Linked DNA regions of Homo sapiens: region 1 is linked to region 2. The links are chromatin loops, found by intact Hi-C in ENCODE. Cell type or tissue: heart left ventricle. All regions are shown on one strand. Links, peaks and the distances in the headings refer to the core of each region. The heading gives the core; the rest is flanking DNA. Region 1 overlaps SHISA6 (shisa family member 6). Region 2 overlaps SHISA6 (shisa family member 6).

The links. Hi-C counts contacts between places; a loop is a spot of excess contacts. Peaks named below come from ENCODE experiments on the same cell type or tissue, not always from the same donor. Only the 100,000 strongest peaks of a DNase experiment are listed, where the experiment ranks them.
Region 1: a loop joins it to region 2, with 4 times the contacts of the local background. A loop is called at or near these places in 5 of 110 quality-filtered maps.

Annotation. Positions count from the first base shown.
Region 1 is chr17:11,329,026-11,334,403 of GRCh38, forward strand. All of the region lies in intron 2 of SHISA6 (shisa family member 6), which reads left to right. Among named protein-coding and RNA genes, the nearest start is that of SHISA6, 91 kb to the left of the region's middle. In heart left ventricle, for the core only: no CTCF peak of the experiment used is centred there; a DNase peak (open chromatin) is centred at 2,108; H3K27me3 peaks cover 1,748 bases.
Region 2 is chr17:11,272,724-11,278,101 of GRCh38, forward strand. All of the region lies in intron 2 of SHISA6 (shisa family member 6), which reads left to right. Among named protein-coding and RNA genes, the nearest start is that of SHISA6, 34 kb to the left of the region's middle. RefSeq lists an enhancer at 1,063-1,564. In heart left ventricle, for the core only: no CTCF peak of the experiment used is centred there; no DNase peak of the experiment used is centred there; H3K27me3 peaks cover 2 bases.

The DNA.
Region 1 (5,378 bases), core at 53-5,052, 56 kb after region 2:
AGTGGATGTTCAGGACATCCATGCAGGCACATTGACTCATCTTAGCCTGTAAGTTATTACAGTCAGCAGGTGTTAAGATTGCAATTGCCTGTATTCAAAGAGGGAATAAAGAAAAGGTGGCAGGGCTTCCTGCTTTAAATGCTGTCTGCCTAGCTAGTAGCCCTGGTGTAGCCTCTTCCAGTTTCCCATCAAGTGACCTATGAAGACAGAAAGAAGAACAGCTGCTCATGGACTGCTGAACATGGACACCGTGAGTTAAGCTGCTATCAGGATCTTGGAGAAATTTTTACTAATTCCAACGTCGTTACATCTCTATCTTAAAAATGTAAATCGACACCAAATTTGTGGAAATAATGTGCATGGGGGTAGGGTTACCATTTACTGTTATCTCGGAGACTGTCCGTGGATAAGCATAGTTTCCAGATAACTGGGCATTCATCTTCTCTCCAATTAATACATTTTTGGCCCTGCCCTTCCCAACTCTTCCCTGCAAACTCCAGAAAATAAGAAGGGGATGGGGTGAAGAGATGGGTGGCGGCACAATGCATCTTGGTGGGCAGAGTCTCCACGCGAGTAAAACATTTTAGGTAAGGGTAGAGTTTGGAAGAGCCTTGGGAACAAATATACTGGGCATTACAGCTTTCCTTATGTGGTTTTTTTAAAGAAGATCTGCAAGAACCAGTTGGAGGGGACAGGAGAAGATCCCAGCAAGGTCCAGCAGAACCAGTTGTCCTGGTCTGAATTTTTAGCCATTGTAGGGTAAAGAAAATCGACTTAATATAGGTTATGTGAAAGAGGGAAGCATTGACTCATTGTGTGTAATGTGTTCAAGCGCACCTGGATCAAGGTGCTCCAGTGATGCTTTTCTCTCTTTCTCTCTCCCTCCCTCCCTCCCTCTCCCTCCTGTCTCTCTATTTGCCTTAATTTCATTCTTGGGAAGGCTTTTCATATGAGTAGAATACGGCCATATGAACAGAATATGGCTTTCCATGTGAGTAGAATAAGGCTTTCCATATGAGTAGAATATGGCCGCCAGCAAGTCCCAACTTGCATCATCCTTACAGCTTAGTATCCCAGAGGGAAGCAAAGCCTTTCCTTATATTTCTAGCAAATGTTCCTGGGTTCTGGTTGACCTGTCTTGGATTGGCTCGTATCTGAACCGGTTTCAGTGGGATGGAGTACTCTGATTAACCAGACCATGGTCACGTGGTTGCCACCAGGGACCTGGAGGAGGGGGAGACAATCCATCTGAACCACCTGGACTGAACAGCATTCTTGTGGAAAGAGGCTGATGTGATTTACCAATGTTAGGGCTTCCAGGTAGATGAAAAGCTCACATCTGTTCCATCTGTGCTAGGTGATAGCAGGCCAAGGAAAGGGTAGAACTGACATCAAGCAAAGGCTAGTCAGCAATAAGGTTGGCAAATTGAGACTATTTTCTAAAATTCTGAGAGTAATGCTAGGGAGAGAGAGAGAGAGAGAGAGAGAGAAGATTATAGATAGGAAAGACAGGGAAAAGACTAAAATTAAACCTGTTTCTAAAGAAAATCTACAATTTTTGAGGTGTCCTAATCAAAGATGCAGACAAATCACCTTCCCTGAGCTTCCCTGGGGTCCAAGTTAAAAGGGTGCTATTCATTACAGAAAAAACGTAAGTAAAAAGATCCATGCGTGAAGCACCTTGCCAAATGAACAGCATACACGAGCAAAGAAAAAAATGTAAGTATCTAGATGTTTAAGGTAATTTAAAAATTATTGTATAGTCAGATGAATAAAATTAGGTTGGCCTTCGTCTTTGGTCTGGTATCAAGGACCAGAGACAGTGGGGAAGCGCCTGACTTTTCTGAGTGCTCGTGAGCCAGGAACCTCTTGCCAAGACAAAGTATCTCACGTATAGTGACAACATGAAGTCATTCTTGGATATATACAGTCTTGGAAACTAGCAGATTTGAAGTTCTAGCCAGCCAAAGATAACTGAAGTTAGAAATGCGAGTGGATGTTTTGCTTATAAGAACTGGCTGCATTCCTTGAGGTGAGAGTCAGATTCCCCCATCTGGGAGCCTGCAGGAGAAACATCTGCGCAGTAACTCTCCCAGGGTGATCGGCCTCTCCACGGGATGTGGAGGCGTGGCTTTCCTGTCCCAGTGGCATCCAGAAGAAGCTTAAAAGGGAGGGATTTCAAAATGCATTACCCTTCTTTATTGGCTTGACTCTGTAACTGAACATAAGACATTCCTTTGGAAAAGCTTCTTCTTCAGAGAAGTACAGGCCAAAAGAGACAACAAACAGCATTTCTCACCTGCTTCCTCTCAGTGGGAACGTTTGCTAAATGCTTAATGTAAGTTCTCACAGGTAAATTTCACCACTGAATTCTGAAGTCCAATTAAATAGGATTTACAGCTATGTCTAGAGAAAAAAATGCAAAGCCTGCTTTGTTTTTGAGAGGTATGTCTGTGGGTGATTTCTCCCTCCCTTCAGTTTTCTATTCTTATTTTTAATGACTTTTTGAATGAAAAAAATAAAAACAATGCACAGCTAAAATAGACGAGATGGCATGCATTAAACCAAATGCATGGTTTGGAGCACCCCATGCATGCACTCACAATGAAACTCCACACTCCCTTTGCTCTCTCTCTCACATACGAGCTTTCCCTATTTCTTCTCTTCTTGTCTATCTTTTTCTCTGATCCACAGCTCACATGGACAGGGCTCTCTCAAACACACACACACACACACAGCCCCCTTGGTCACTTCCTCCTTTGCATCTCCCTCTCTTTCCAGCTGCTTCTTTCATACACAAACCTCTAGTCTTGCTGTCACCTCTGGGTCTCCTCCCTCTGACCCTCCCAGCTCTGCACACAAACAGGAGCCTTCAGTGGCTGCTCTCCTCACTCTGTGGCTCTGTGTACCTTCCATTCACAGATGCTCACACTGCCGGTGGAGCGGAATCACTTCCTCTCTTCTCTGTATCCTTCAGTTCTCATCCATCTTACTCTGTCTCCCTCCCTCCCTCCCCCTCGGACTCCCCCTCTCTCTCTAAAGCACACACACTCTCCTTGATTAGTTGTGCACACTTATAACCACAGGAGTTATGGATTCAATTATCCAAGCACCACCATCCTCCCCCACCTCTCTTGAAAAGTGAAGACAAGTGAGCGTCCTAATTAAAATGTTACCCGTCTCATTGGCGCAAAGAGACAGAAGCGCCAGCGTTGGGGAAAAAAAAAAAATGGAAAGACAATAATGTGTTTACCTTCCTCAGCTGGGTGAGTCATCCGTGGGCTTTTTCTGGTTTTATAGCAGCTCTCTGCTACCCTGCGTACCATAGACTGGGGACAACTTGCTTTCTGTCCGTCCTTATGGGTAAAATTATGAATTCTTCATCTGGACACTTAAGAATAAACATGCACTGTAATCAGAGTTGGCCTGAATCCATGGGCTCCCAAAACTTTTGAAAACGCTCCTTTGTTCTTTGTCAGTCGTAAAATAAACACACCGCTGATGTGTCCCACATCCCATGATACGGGAAGGACGTGGGCCATATTTGATGAAAGGGAGAGAACCGTGAGCCTGTCTCCCTTTCGCAGGCTCAGGTTTGCTTTCTGTCTCCTTTTGTGCAGACTAGGCTCCATGGAAATTCAGCTGGGAGCCACCTCCTGCAGGTTTCCAGGCCTTTAAATTCAAGTGGATAGATTATGCCCATGCCGGGGTTGGGGAGCATCTAGATGATCAGATCTGTTGTGAACCCACTCTCATTGCTTTAGGAAACAATTCCAATAAATTAGTGGGGGGTTTTGACAGAGCAACCCGTCATGTGATATTCCACTGGAAGCCTGCCGAACCCCTGGCTCCAAAGCTTGCAGGGATGTTTGGTGTCATTGTCTCTCGGGTGGTGGTAGAAGTCAAACTGCCAGTGCGGCATCTAGAGAAGTCTGTGTCCAGATGAGATGGTGATCCAGGAGCCTGCAGAGCAGCGGGGGCCTCCCTGTGCGGTGGCTGCCAGGGGGTGACCTGCCTTTTGGTGTGCATGCCACATCTTTATCACTGTGACAAGAACACAGCAGCAATGACTTCCTCATGGTGTGGCTTGAGGAGCTGGGACTGATCGTGCATTATAAGGAATATTTAGGCCCCACTCTGTAATGTTCAGAGTGGCACAGAGGTGGGTTTCTCTGGTCCATGTGGAGAGGGAACCTGCCAGAGCCAGCGGGTTGAGAGTGTGGAACTATAAGAAATAGACTTTTGGTCTTTGTCCCTGGTTCCTGACACGGAACTCCTAAATCCTTGGAATTTTCTGAGTGATAGGAGCCCTTAGATAGCTCCAGCGTGGGGCAGTTGCCAGAAAGGCAAAGTCTTGATTACAGGCCTGGAACTTTTACCACCCCCTGCAGCCTCCAGGGACAGGACAGGAGCTGGAGCTTGAGTTAATAATCCATCAGGCTAATCTGTTGAAAACTCTATGTTCTTCTTCTTCTTCTTCTTTTTTATTTATTTTTATTTTTATTTTGAGATGGAGTCTCACTCTGTCGCCCAGGCTGGAGTGCAGTGGTGTGATTTTGGCTCACTGCAATCTCCGCCTCCCGAGGTCAAGTGATTCTCATGCCTCAGCCTCCCAAGTAGCTGGGATTACAGATGCATGCCACCATTCCCGGCTAATTTTTGTATTTTTAGTAGAGATGGGGTTTCACCATGTTGGCCAGGCTGGTCTCAAACTCCTGACCTCAGGTGGCTGGGCATGGTGGCTCATGCCTGTAGTCCCAGCACTTTAGGAGGCCAAGGAGGGTGGATCACCTGAGGTCATGAAAACTCTACAAAAACCCCTAAACAATGGAGGGTGGTATTCAGAGAGCTTCTGGTCTGGAGAGCATGTGGAGGCGCTGTGAGGATGGTACATTGGCAATTAAGTTTCTACCACCATCCAGAGAGGGCACAGAAGCTCCGTGCTCCCCACTCTCCATACATTGCCCTGTGCATCTATTCCATCTGGCTGTTCCTGGGTTTTCTCCTTTATGATAAACTGGCAACAGTCAGTAAAGTGTGTTCCTGAGTTCTGTGAGCCATTCCAGAAATTACTGAGCATGAAGATGGGGGTCATGGAAATCCCCTGTTTATAGCCAGTTCGTTCAAAGTGCAGGAGGCCTGACAACTGCAACCAGAGTCCCAAGAAGGGAGCAGTCTCTTGGGACTGAGCCTGTAAGTGCTGAGGTTTGCCCTAACTCTAGGTAGTAAATATCAGAATTGAATTGAATTCTTGAACACCCAGCTGGTGTTTGAAAGGTTGGAGAACTGGTTGATGTAAGGAAAAAAAAAATTCACCCAGTTGGTGTCAGAAGCGTTGTGAGTAAAAACAGCTTTTTGAGAGTGCTTGAGAAACAAGC
Region 2 (5,378 bases), core at 106-5,105:
GACTAGCAATGATGTGAACCCCATATTTGGGTCAGAAGTCCCAGTAAGTCCCACGGGGAACAGTAGGTCATATGGCAGAGTCACGAAGGTTTAGGATGAAAGAACAGAGCAAGTTGAGATGTCTGGAAACAGCTATGTCTTTAGACTGCTTTGAAACAACCTGGAATCCAGATCCAAGGTGGTGGCATGCCAGCTGTTTTCATGGCTGGAGTGTGATGCCTGAGTTCCTGTGTCTTGTTGTAGACACTCGTGCCCCTGGCCTGCCAGAGAGAGTGATACGGCTCCCAGGAAAGCTGGAGAACGCTGTTCTTCAAATCATATTAGCAACTAACAGTACTTTTAAAATGCTTTCCATGGACTGACCTATCTAATTCTTGTAACAAGCCCATGAGGCAGGTACCATTATAATGCCCACTTCATAGATGAGGAAACAGGTTCAATGGGGATTAGAAGCTTAACCAAGGTCACACAGCCAGGAGGGGGTGCTGACTGATCTGGGCGCTAAACACAGACCCTAGAGCTCAAGCCCTGAGGTCAAATTGACCAGAGGTACAGACAGGGCCCCGGGAGCCCCCTCCAGCTACGTGAATCCTGTTCTGAAGCCGTGTGTCTACACTTCTCATTTGTCCCAGTGCATGGATCTAGGGCTGTGGGGAGGACACCAGAGGAGGCCACTGCTTGCTCAGCACAAGGGCAGGCGTTCTCCTGATGTGAGCCCCTCTGCTCCAGGTCGGACCACCTTGCCATGCAACGAGCTGCTCACTCCGTGATGATTTTAAGCAAAGGAGAGGAGCAACTTGGGCATTTCCAGCTTGAGAGGAAGGCTGGCCTAGCAACTTCCAAGGTCCTACTTTTCGTGTGTCATAATAGAAACAGTAGCTGGGATTTGTTGAGGGCTGACTGTCCACGCCCTGGGCTAGGAGCCTTCATTATCATAGTCCTCGTGTAGGCAGTGTCCCCCTCCCAGTAGATAGGAGGCTACAGCGACATGGAGTGATGGGCAGCCTGCCCGCAGGCGCAGGGCTTGTCGATGTCAGGGTGTGGTCTGACCTAGGCAGCCCAGTGTCCAGGACTCACTCTCTCACTGGCTGCACTTCTCTTGGGATTCTGTGACCCAGGGTCAGAGCCCAGGCGAAACTTATGGCCAAATCACCATTCTGTTCTCAGTGCCAGGCTTGTCCTGCGAGGAAGCGCATCATTTTATGCCATTCAGGAAGGGAGTGCTAAGCACCTGTGTTCTTCTCCTGGGACATAAGTGGCTTTTCTCAGCATAGGATTGCCTTAAGGACAGGTGTGCCCAGAAGCAAAGCTTTCCAGAAGCCAGAGGAGCTGCCCTTGTGATGATGGGACCAGCTGTGCCCAACTTGTCCCACCCTTAGGGCTTCGTCCTGCCTGGTGGCTGCACAGGCTTGGCCAGAAAGGACCCATCCCCTGCCCCTCCCATCAAGGAGGCAGCCCGAATTGGGGACAGAGAGAGCCTACTTTCCCCACGTGGCCGGGGGAGAAAGGAGAACCACGGAGCTGGCTCACTAATCACTCACCCCTACACCCAGGGAGCCAGAGGATTTAGAATATGGCCGGGCTGTTCCCAAAATGAGGTGCCGGTCAGAGGGAAAGCCAAAGCACGGAGGACAGGGTTAGAATTCGCAATTACCTCCATGAGTTGGCAAAACGAAGGAAGCAACAGAGCGCGGTGCAGTGACAGGAGCGAGAGGGTGCTGGGCAAGGGCGGCCCTGAGCAGCAGGAAGTGAGGGAGAGCAGCCATATGCTCCTGGCCCCCAGGGATGTGGAGCGTGGAGCTCTCACCAGGAGGGAGAGCCCAGCCTCCATCTGAGTGGCCTTTAGCGGTCTTTTCCTCATGGGCTTAATGTCCGTTGCCTACAGAGTAAAGGCTATTTGGGAAACCAAAGATGGAGGAGGAGACGGCATCCGTAGCTAGATGTGCCACACCAACTGTGTACTGAACACTTCGTTAGGGCCTACAGGAGCTGAAAGGTGGATTAGACACAGTCCTGGCCTCAGGGGCTTAACTCCAGGAGCAGAAAGACGAGACAATACAAGAAAATAATTGACTCTACAGGTGCCCCTCCAGAATTATAGGCCACATGCTCAGAACGCTCAGAGGGAGGTTGTGTGGTCGGAGTGATCATCACCAAGTGCTTGAAGGGCAGGTAAGATTGAATGGGCGAGGAGGAGAGTGGAGGGTACTCCTGGAGGATGGAAAACGGGGGTCCACAAGAGCCTGGAAAACGGCGATGCATAAGGGACTAAAGGTTTGCAGAAGGGCACAGTGATCAATTCCTTTGGAAAGATTGGTTGTGGCTTTTCTGTAAACAGACAGGAGTGATTAAAGATTTGGGACAACAGCCAGGAAGGAACTGGAACTCTGTGTTCTAGTGTGGAAGGCTGCTCTGAGCAGGAGGAATTTTTTTTTTTTTTCATTAAACATATGGACTGTGTCCCTGGTGGGGTGGAAGATGTGTGGGAGCAGGTAGGGGTCGCTGCTGTGGAGGTGGCAAATGGCTCAGTTGTTCTAATGGCGTGGGAATGGGGCAAGGTTGGACCCTCCAAAGGGGCTTGGAGAGGAGGCTTTTGGGGGCCTACAGTGAGAAACCCACAGAGGAGGAGATGTGAGGAGCATAGTTCATTAGCAGCACCTTGAGAGCCAGAGAAGGAGGATGGCAAGATGGGACTCCAGATTCATTGATTCCTTCGTTCATTCAAAAGTGATTTTGGTCCTTTATTGGATGTCAAGCGTCAGCAATACAGTGAACAAAACAAAGTCCCTAGTCTCATGGTGTTTACATTCAGCTGGAGGAGGCAGAAAATAAACCCACGGACATATACTTGAAATCAGGCAATAAGGCTTTGAAGAGAAAGAGAGCAGGAAAAGAAAGTAGGAAGTGATGAGAAGTGAAATGAAGGAACCTGATTTGAGGAAGGACCACTGAAGCCGAGACCCAAATGACTGAGCCATGTGTGACCATCTGGAGAAAGGGTGTTTAGGGCAGAAGTGAAATCCTGCTTGGTATGAAGAAGAGACCAGAGTGGTTGGAGTAGAGAGAGCCAGGATAGAGACATGTTAAGGGCTAGAAGTCAGAGATGAGGGGCCTTATGGGTCACACTACATCTTGAGTTTCATTCTGGATGTCATGGGAGTTCTTGTAGGGCTTATAGCGAGTAGAGATATGATCTGACATGTGGTTTTCATAATCACTCTGGCCACCATCTTGAGACTAGATTCTGTTTTTTGTTTTTGTTTTTTTTTTGAGATGCAGTCTTGCTGTGTCACCCAAGTTGGAGTGTGCAGTGGTGCAATCTCTGTTCACTGCAACCTCCGCCTCTGGGGTTCAAGCAATTCTCCTGCCTAAGCCTCTCAAGTAGCTGGAATTACAGGCTCGTGCCACCATGCCTGGCTAATTTTTGTATTTTTAGTAGAGACAGGGTTTCACCATGTCGACCAGGCTGGTCTTAAACTCCTGACCTCAAGTGATCCGCCCGTCTCAGCCTCCTAAAATGCTGGGATTACAGGTGTGAGCCGTTGCACCTGGCTGAGACTAGATTCTGGAGGGGCAAAGGTGGCGGAGGGGAGGTGGCCTAGGAAGTGGAAACTATTGCATCACCCGGGTGATGGGAGGGAGATGGGACTTGGACTGGAATGTCAGTGATGGAAGATGTGAGAAAGACTTTCTTCAGGGTTTATTTTTCTTAACTTGTTATTTTGAACAATTTCAAACCAATGGAATATTTGCAAGAATGATACAGTGAACACCCATACCCCCTTACTAGTTGTTAACGTTGTAACATATTTGCTTCTCTTTATCTCTCTGTCTTCCTCCCTCTCCTTTTCCTTAACATCATCATCATCGTTGTCACCACCACCACCACCATCATCATCCTCACCATCACCAATACCATCATCATCCTCACCATGACCATCACCACTGCCATTGACATCACCACCACCATCATCACCATCACCACCATTATCATCATCACCACTGCTGTCAACACCATCATCACCACGACCATCATCACCATCATCATCATCATCATTTTTGAACCATGTGAGAACAAGTTGCCAATATTATGACTCTTCATTCAGGACGACTTCAATAGGTATCTTCTCAGTTCAAGGATGTTCACTTACATAACTATGATACAATTACCAGGTTTATGAAATTTGTCATTGTTTTAATACTAATATCTAAAGGAGAGTTCAGGATTTATTTGTAGGTATTTGCTAATGGATTGTATGGAGGGTACGAGGGGAAGACAGGAGTCACAGATGATTCCAAGGACTTTTGGCCAGACCAAACAGTTGATGAGCATGACCAGGTCAATCCAAGGACTTGAAATGAATAGCTGAGAGGTCTTACCCAAAGGAAAATTGGAAATGTTTGAGTTTTGGCAGATGAGCTGAGCTGGGGTGTTCAGTTCTCCAGTGGACGTTGCCAGAGTAATTACAAGGGAAGTCAAAGAATCTGGTCTCTCCCTCCCCATCCCCGGTTTCTCTTTCTCTCTCTCTCTCTCTCTCTCTCTCTCTCTCTCTCTCTCACACACACACACACACACACACACACACACACACACACCCCGCATGTACGTATACAGACTTTCTTCTCCCAGAGATCTAGACCTGAGTGTAGCCATGGGCATATCTCATCAGAATGATAAGCAAATCAATAATGATGCATTGGACTGTAAGTGCCTTGAGTACAGGGATATGTCTGCTTTGCTCACTCTATTCACAGTGCCAGTGCATTTTGCACAGATCTTGGCACTTAGTAGGCATTCAATAACTATTTCTTGAATAAACAAGTGACAGAATGAATGCCCTTATTTAATACGTTATACAGAGTGCAACGATTATAATTATGTATGCTCACAAATAACTGAATTATCTAAAGTAAAAGTTACTGCTACAGAAGAGAAGTTTCTCTCTTCTGTGAAAGAAGTCAGTTCAGGGATTCAGGGAGAATATGGGCTCTACAGTGTCCAGGCAACCAGATTCCTTCTATCTGGTTGCTCTGGCTTCCTAAGCACGTGCCTTCCATGTCATAGCCCAAGATGGCTGCCTGAGCTCATGCCATCATGTCTGCGTTCCAGACATCAGGAGGGAGAAAGGACCAAGAAGATCATACCTCGTTTCTTTAAGAACACTTGTTTGAAGTTGTCATACCACTCCTACTTACATCACATTAACTAATGTGGTTTTTCTTTTCAGTGGCCTTGTGATCAATTAAAATATGGGAGTTCTTTGACTAGAGAAGAATGGCTATTGGGGGCTATTAATGATTTGTGTCACAGTGTGGCCCACAAGGGGACTGTGTAATGCTTCTACCACAAACCGTTGGTATTAAAAAATATCAGGTGA